Regions from separate parts of the Homo sapiens genome. Here region 1 is linked to region 2. A link is a loop called in an ENCODE intact Hi-C map of the cell type or tissue named here. Cell type or tissue: psoas muscle. All regions are shown on one strand. Each heading gives the region's core, and the rest is flanking DNA. Links, peaks and the distances in the headings are about the cores only. Region 1 has its middle 300 kb from the start of LINC00839. Region 2 overlaps RET (ret proto-oncogene).

The links. A loop is a pair of places that touch in the nucleus more often than their neighbours do. Peaks named below come from ENCODE experiments on the same cell type or tissue, not always from the same donor. Only the 100,000 strongest peaks of a DNase experiment are listed, where the experiment ranks them.
Region 1: it touches region 2 in a loop (8-fold over the local background); 2 of 110 quality-filtered maps call a loop at or near these places.

Annotation. Positions count from the first base shown.
Region 1 is chr10:42,176,979-42,179,877 of GRCh38, forward strand. No RefSeq gene overlaps it. Among named protein-coding and RNA genes, the nearest start is that of LINC00839, 300 kb to the right of the region's middle. In psoas muscle, for the core only: a CTCF peak has its summit at 1,513 (motif pointing right); a DNase peak (open chromatin) is centred at 303; H3K27me3 peaks cover 1,488 bases.
Region 2 is chr10:43,103,838-43,106,714 of GRCh38, forward strand. RET (ret proto-oncogene) reads left to right here. Exons shown (of 20, transcript NM_020975.6): 4 at 1,115-1,356; 5 at 2,539-2,734. Among named protein-coding and RNA genes, the nearest start is that of RET, 28 kb to the left of the region's middle. RefSeq lists enhancers at 934-1,685, 2,175-2,274 and a silencer at 1,685-1,914. In psoas muscle, for the core only: a CTCF peak has its summit at 1,824 (motif pointing left); DNase peaks (open chromatin) are centred at 1,334 and 1,774; H3K4me3 peaks cover 994 bases; H3K27me3 peaks cover 1,063 bases.

The DNA.
Region 1 (2,899 bases), core at 174-2,673, 930 kb before region 2:
TGGCTGCACATTTCCTATCACATCACACTCCAGCAATGCCAAGCTGTGCCGGCCTTCTACCCCATCTCCACTATTTTGCCCTCCGCCGCCGCGGCTTTTTGCCCCCCCCCCCCGCCCCTCCCCGGCTTTTTACTCTCCGAGACTTTTCGCCCCCCGTCGCCGCGGCATTTTGCCACCCGCCACCGTGGCTTTTTGCTGCCCGCCGCCGCGGCTTTTTCCCCACCGCGGCTTTTTACCGCCCGTCGCCGCGGCTTTTTGCCCACCCGCCGCCGCGGCTTTTTGCCCCCACCGCTCCTCGGCGTTTTGCCCGCCGCGGCTTTTTGCGTCCCCGCCGCCGTGGCTTTTTACCACCCCCCCCCACGTGCCGCGGTTATTTACCCGCCGGAGCTTTTTGCACCCCCGCCACCACGACTTTTTGAACCCCCGCCGCCGCGGCATTTTGCCCCCCGCCGCAGCGACTTTTTGCCCGCCACGGCTTTTTGCACCCCCACTGCCGCGGCTTTTTGCCCCCCGACGTTGCGGCTTTTTGCCGCCCGCCGCCGCGGCTTTTTGCCCCCCGCCGCCGCGGCTTTTTGCCGGTCGCGGCTTGTTGCCCCCCTGCCACCGCGGCTTTTTGCCCCCACCCCCCGGTGCCGCGGTTATTTGCCTGCCGCGGCTTTTTGCCCCCGACTGCCGCGGCTTTTTGCCCGCCACGGCTTTTTGCCCCTCGCTGCCACGGCTTTTTGCCCCCCCGCTGCCGCGATTTTTTGCCCCCCGCGGCTTTTTGCACCCCCGCCGCCAAGGCTTTTTGCCCCCCGACGTCGCGGCTTTTTGCCGCCCACCGCTGCACCGGCTTTTTGCCCGCCGCGGCTTTTTGACCCCCCCGCCGCCGCGGCTTTTTCCCCACTGCGGTTTTTTGCCCCCCGCCGCCGCGGCATTTTGCCCCCCGCCGCCGCGGCTTTTTGCCCCCCGCCGCCACGGCTTTTTGCCCCCCCGCCGTCGCGGCTTTTTGACCCCTGCCGCAGCGGCTTTTTGTCCCAAGGCCATCCTCAGAAGCATGAGTGGAACAGAGTGAAGGGAAAGCTATTTTCTTCTAAAGCTCAAAAATCTTGAACTTTCAAATAGGAATAAGTGTTATTTTTGCTCCAAGCACACATTTGAGAAATCTTCCATTTAGCGGATCTGATGATAAACCCACATTTTTTGTTTGTTTTAATCTGAAAATGTATTTGTATGGTTCTTGGAAATTTTTTTTGCATATAAAATTATATTTTATCAGCTTATTTCAAGTTTTATTTACCATTTTATAATTACTCCTAAAATGTCATTGATTAAAGAAAGAATCATCTATTGCTCCAACTGTTCTTTACTAAAGGTAATTTTCTTTTTAACCTCATCAGGCTCCTTTTAAGCTCTCAAACTGACCTTATTTTTTTTTTACAGATTCAATGCATTAAGTCAATTTATTTGACTGAATTTATTTATGTATTTATTTTCGCTATCACAAGTAGAAAAAGCCTGTAAGTTGCTATGCCAAAATCCTGCCTCTAGATGGCAAACAAACCCCACAATACACAAAAGAGAGCCAAATTCTTAGAAACCCTGGGAAAGGAAGAGGGCTACTGTCCCATTAACAACTTGGAGCCCTTAAGGCAAGAATGAGGTGGAACATCTGGAACATCTGGGAGGAGACAGCAGGGTGCAGAGTAGTGGGGAACCTGCTCTGTGCTCTGAGACTGAAAGCCCAGCCTTGCCTCTCACCGCTGCCTTGACTGTGTCCCCATCTGCTGTGAAGTGAATGGTGTCTTCTAAATTCATGCTGAGCCCTAATTGCTGAAAAGTGTAAGACATGCAATGGGGGGATTATGTGCATCTTCCTGACACCAACATGATGCTGAGGAAGGAGACTTCTTGTTTTCTCTTAGGATTCTTTTACTAACCAAGATTTTGCCTCTACTGCGTATTTCCCTTTGCTGATTGTCCCTCCCTTTTGACAGAAGATGGCCCAGGGCATTCACTACTAAGTCTCAACCTCTTACCCAAAGTCGTCAGTCTAGGGTTGCTCTTTCCTTCATGCTATTTTTGTGTGTTTCTTTTCTTGTAATCATCTTGGCAATAAAATAATCACTTTTTTCTTTCTACCTATTAAAGATGTTACCTTAGTTAATTACAGTGGTTTCCTTCAGAATGATAAATAGTCTTTCAAAATGATGTAAAGAGATCTAAATCCGTGTGCTCCAGAAGTTGAAAGAAGCTCTGTCTAGCACGGGTGCCAGTGACTCTCCCAGAGTGCTCCATGCAGCTGGCCCCACAGAGTCCCTCTGTGCTGTCATATCACCCACTGCCTTCTGTGAATGAGATATTCTGATTGGAATCCTGGTGGATGCTATTTGAGCCAGTGCCCCCACAACTCCTATGAAAGCCGAGGACCACAGGCCCCTGAAGACAATCACAGGTCTCTAGACTCACAGCTCATGACCGTCCTCTGCAGACACAACTTCTCCCCGGATGGCTGAGGGTTGTCATTGTCTGTGTCCTTCCTTGTGCATGACAACAGGAGACATAGAAGGTCTGTAAGCAGCCCTGCAAGCCAGTTTCTGAGCAAGCCCTCCTGTGTGGGGCCCTCTTACCTGGACATAGGTGCGTAAACCAAAAATGAAACTCTAAGCTCCCTAACCAACTGAATGAACTCCTCCTCTCAGCCAAGGACACACCAAAATCAACTTGAAATACAATGCAGTCCATGATCGGAATGGATGATTGGATATGCCTTAACTTACCCTCTTCCCTTTAAAATTCAGGCACAACTGACCAGCTTTTAATATGAAGACAGAGACCTTGAGACTGACAAAGAAAACTCTTTATACCAATAAGATACCAATGTGACAGATACCACGTCCTAAGAGAAATCAAAGTATTT
Region 2 (2,877 bases), core at 378-2,877:
TCATGCGCAAGGCATGGTTCTGCCTGGGAGGCTTGTGGAGTTGCCCCCGCCTCCTTGGGGTGGGTTGTGGGGTCTTCAGCGGTGACCTTCCGCCTTCAGCATGCCCCCTTTTCTGGATTATTTCTGGAGGACAAATCCGAGGTCAGGCTCGTTGAAGACTGTGTTGTGGTTCCTGGCCCTGCTTCAGGGGCGATGTAGTCTAGCGCGAGCTGCCATGCAGGGCACGGAGCATTCGCTTTTGTCTCGACATCCGGCCTTCAGAGGATGACCAGCCTGGCGACGCACTGGACAAGGAGGTGTAGAGTGGGGATGCACACTAGGCGGTCGGAAATCATTATGCGTTAATGTCACATCATACCCCAGATGTCCACTGTGTTTGTTTTCAAGTGGTAGAATCGTGGCTTTCTCACGTTCTCTAAAATGAACACATATTGCTTCCATAATTGAAAAAAAAAAAAACCTAACAGTTTTTAAAAAGCAGCCAAGGTCACCAATATGGTGAAAGGCCGTCCCTACTAAAAATACAAAAATTAGCCGGGCATGGTGGCGGGCGCCTGTAGTCCCAGCTACTCGGGAGGCTGAGGCAGGAGAATCGCCTGAACCCGGGAGTTGGAGGTTGCAGTGAGCCAAGATCGCGCCACTGCACTCCAGCCTGGGCAACACAGCGAGACTCCATCAAAAACAAAAAAAAAGCAGCCAAGGCCAGTAGCTGGCTCTCTAGGGCTGCAGTGCAGCTTGGGCTGAGGCAAAGCCACCCTTCCCCACACAAGGCCACTCCTGATCAAGGCCAGGTGGGCGGAGGGGTGTCCCAGTCCCTACTGGTTGATCAGGGTGCCTGGTCCTGGCTCTTCCCAACCAGCACGAGTGAGGACGCAGCTGCAGCAGGACGTAAGCACAGTCATCGCTGCAAACTGCAAACTCGTAAGCACAGTCATCGCTGCAAACTGCAAACTCGTGCTCCGAGCGCTGCCCTCCCCTGTGGAGCGGAGGAGGGGAGGCCTGGGGCCGCGGCGGTGTGCGCCCCGCTCTGACCGCAGAGCCCCCTTCCCGAGGAAAGCGGCTGGCCCGGTCCCGGCTGGTGATCACGCGGGGCCCCTGTCTGCTTGGTGCGCAGGTGAGGGTCTGCCCTTCCGCTGCGCCCCGGACAGCCTGGAGGTGAGCACGCGCTGGGCCCTGGACCGCGAGCAGCGGGAGAAGTACGAGCTGGTGGCCGTGTGCACCGTGCACGCCGGCGCGCGCGAGGAGGTGGTGATGGTGCCCTTCCCGGTGACCGTGTACGACGAGGACGACTCGGCGCCCACCTTCCCCGCGGGCGTCGACACCGCCAGCGCCGTGGTGGAGTTCAAGCGGAAGGAGGTGCTTGTCCGCGCGTGCTGTGGTCTACCCAGTGTCTGTCTCCGGCCACAGTTCGTTTCTCGGTCGGTTTAGTGTCCGTGTAGCCACCCAACCGTGTGGCCGACCATTCGCGCTTTCATTTGTCCTTCGCCTCCGTCTGCGCCGTCTGTCCTAGGGGGAGGGGAAGGGGGAGTCCTGCCAGCACCCAGCTGGGCCTTGCCTCGGGAGGCAAGGACCAGGACGAGGCCCGAGGGCTCGCGTCTGGGGCATACTTGTGCCGCTGCAGGCGGGCGCGGCGCGCTGCCCGGGCGGGGAGCATCTGCCGGGAGGGCACTCCCTCCCACCAGCAGTTAGCCCCCAACGGGAGGGCCCTTGAGTGACCACGAGCAGAGCCGGGGATTGGAGAAGGACGGGAAGGCGGATCACCTCCGGCGCCGCCCGCCCCGCCCTTCTCCGGCTCGCGCTGGTGGAGCGCGACCGCCACCTGCTGGGCCTCGGCCTTCCTGCAGCCGGCCCACCCAGCAGGGGCCGTGGGAGAGTGGGCGTGGGGACTGAGGTAGGTAGTACGTTGCCTTGTTCCGCTTCTCTGGGCACACCACGTGCAGGTTTGGCAGGGAAAGGGGGTCTGGTCGAAAGCACAATTTGTGAGTAAAGGCTATGTGGGCCTCCCTGGGGTGACAGCAGAGGCCTGGTGGGCAGAGCCATCCAGGTGCCCAGCGGCTTTCCTCACAACCCCCTCCAGCCTGGGGTAGGAGGATGCTTGGAACAGAGCGCTCTGATGTACACCTGGCCTCGGAGCTCGGCTCTGCCGGCTGTTCCTGTGTGACCTTGACCTGACCTTCACCCTGTGGGGCCCAGCTTCCTCAGGGGAGAGTGGAGGTGCTCATCCTGCTCTCTGGGGACCTGGATGGGACCTGCCAGCAGGGTGCCTGGGCATCGGCTGTAATTCTCCTTATAAGAGGTCTGCATTGTACCTGTTACACAGGCGAGGCTCAGTGGCTCAGGGAAGGTGACGGCCAGGCTGGCCAGTGACCCCGTGGGAACTTGAACCCAGGTCAGACTGTCCCCAGACCTGGCTCTGACAACACACATCTGGTCCACCTATGGGCTGTGTGGGACGTGCAGCATTCTAAGGTCTCTGGTTTTGGGGGGTCTGAGGGGCCCATCTCGCCTGCACTGACCAACGCCCTCTGCATCCTGCAGGACACCGTGGTGGCCACGCTGCGTGTCTTCGATGCAGACGTGGTACCTGCATCAGGGGAGCTGGTGAGGCGGTACACAAGCACGCTGCTCCCCGGGGACACCTGGGCCCAGCAGACCTTCCGGGTGGAACACTGGCCCAACGAGACCTCGGTCCAGGCCAACGGCAGCTTCGTGCGGGCGACCGTACATGACTATAGTAAGAGGGGCTGGTGGCACGGCCTGGCTAGGCCCCCAGGAAATGAGGTGCTCGCTCTTCATGGGCAAGCAGCACCCTACACACATGCACACCTGGCATGGCCCTCTGTGGCCCAAGCCACTTCCCCTCCACCCTCTGCCCAG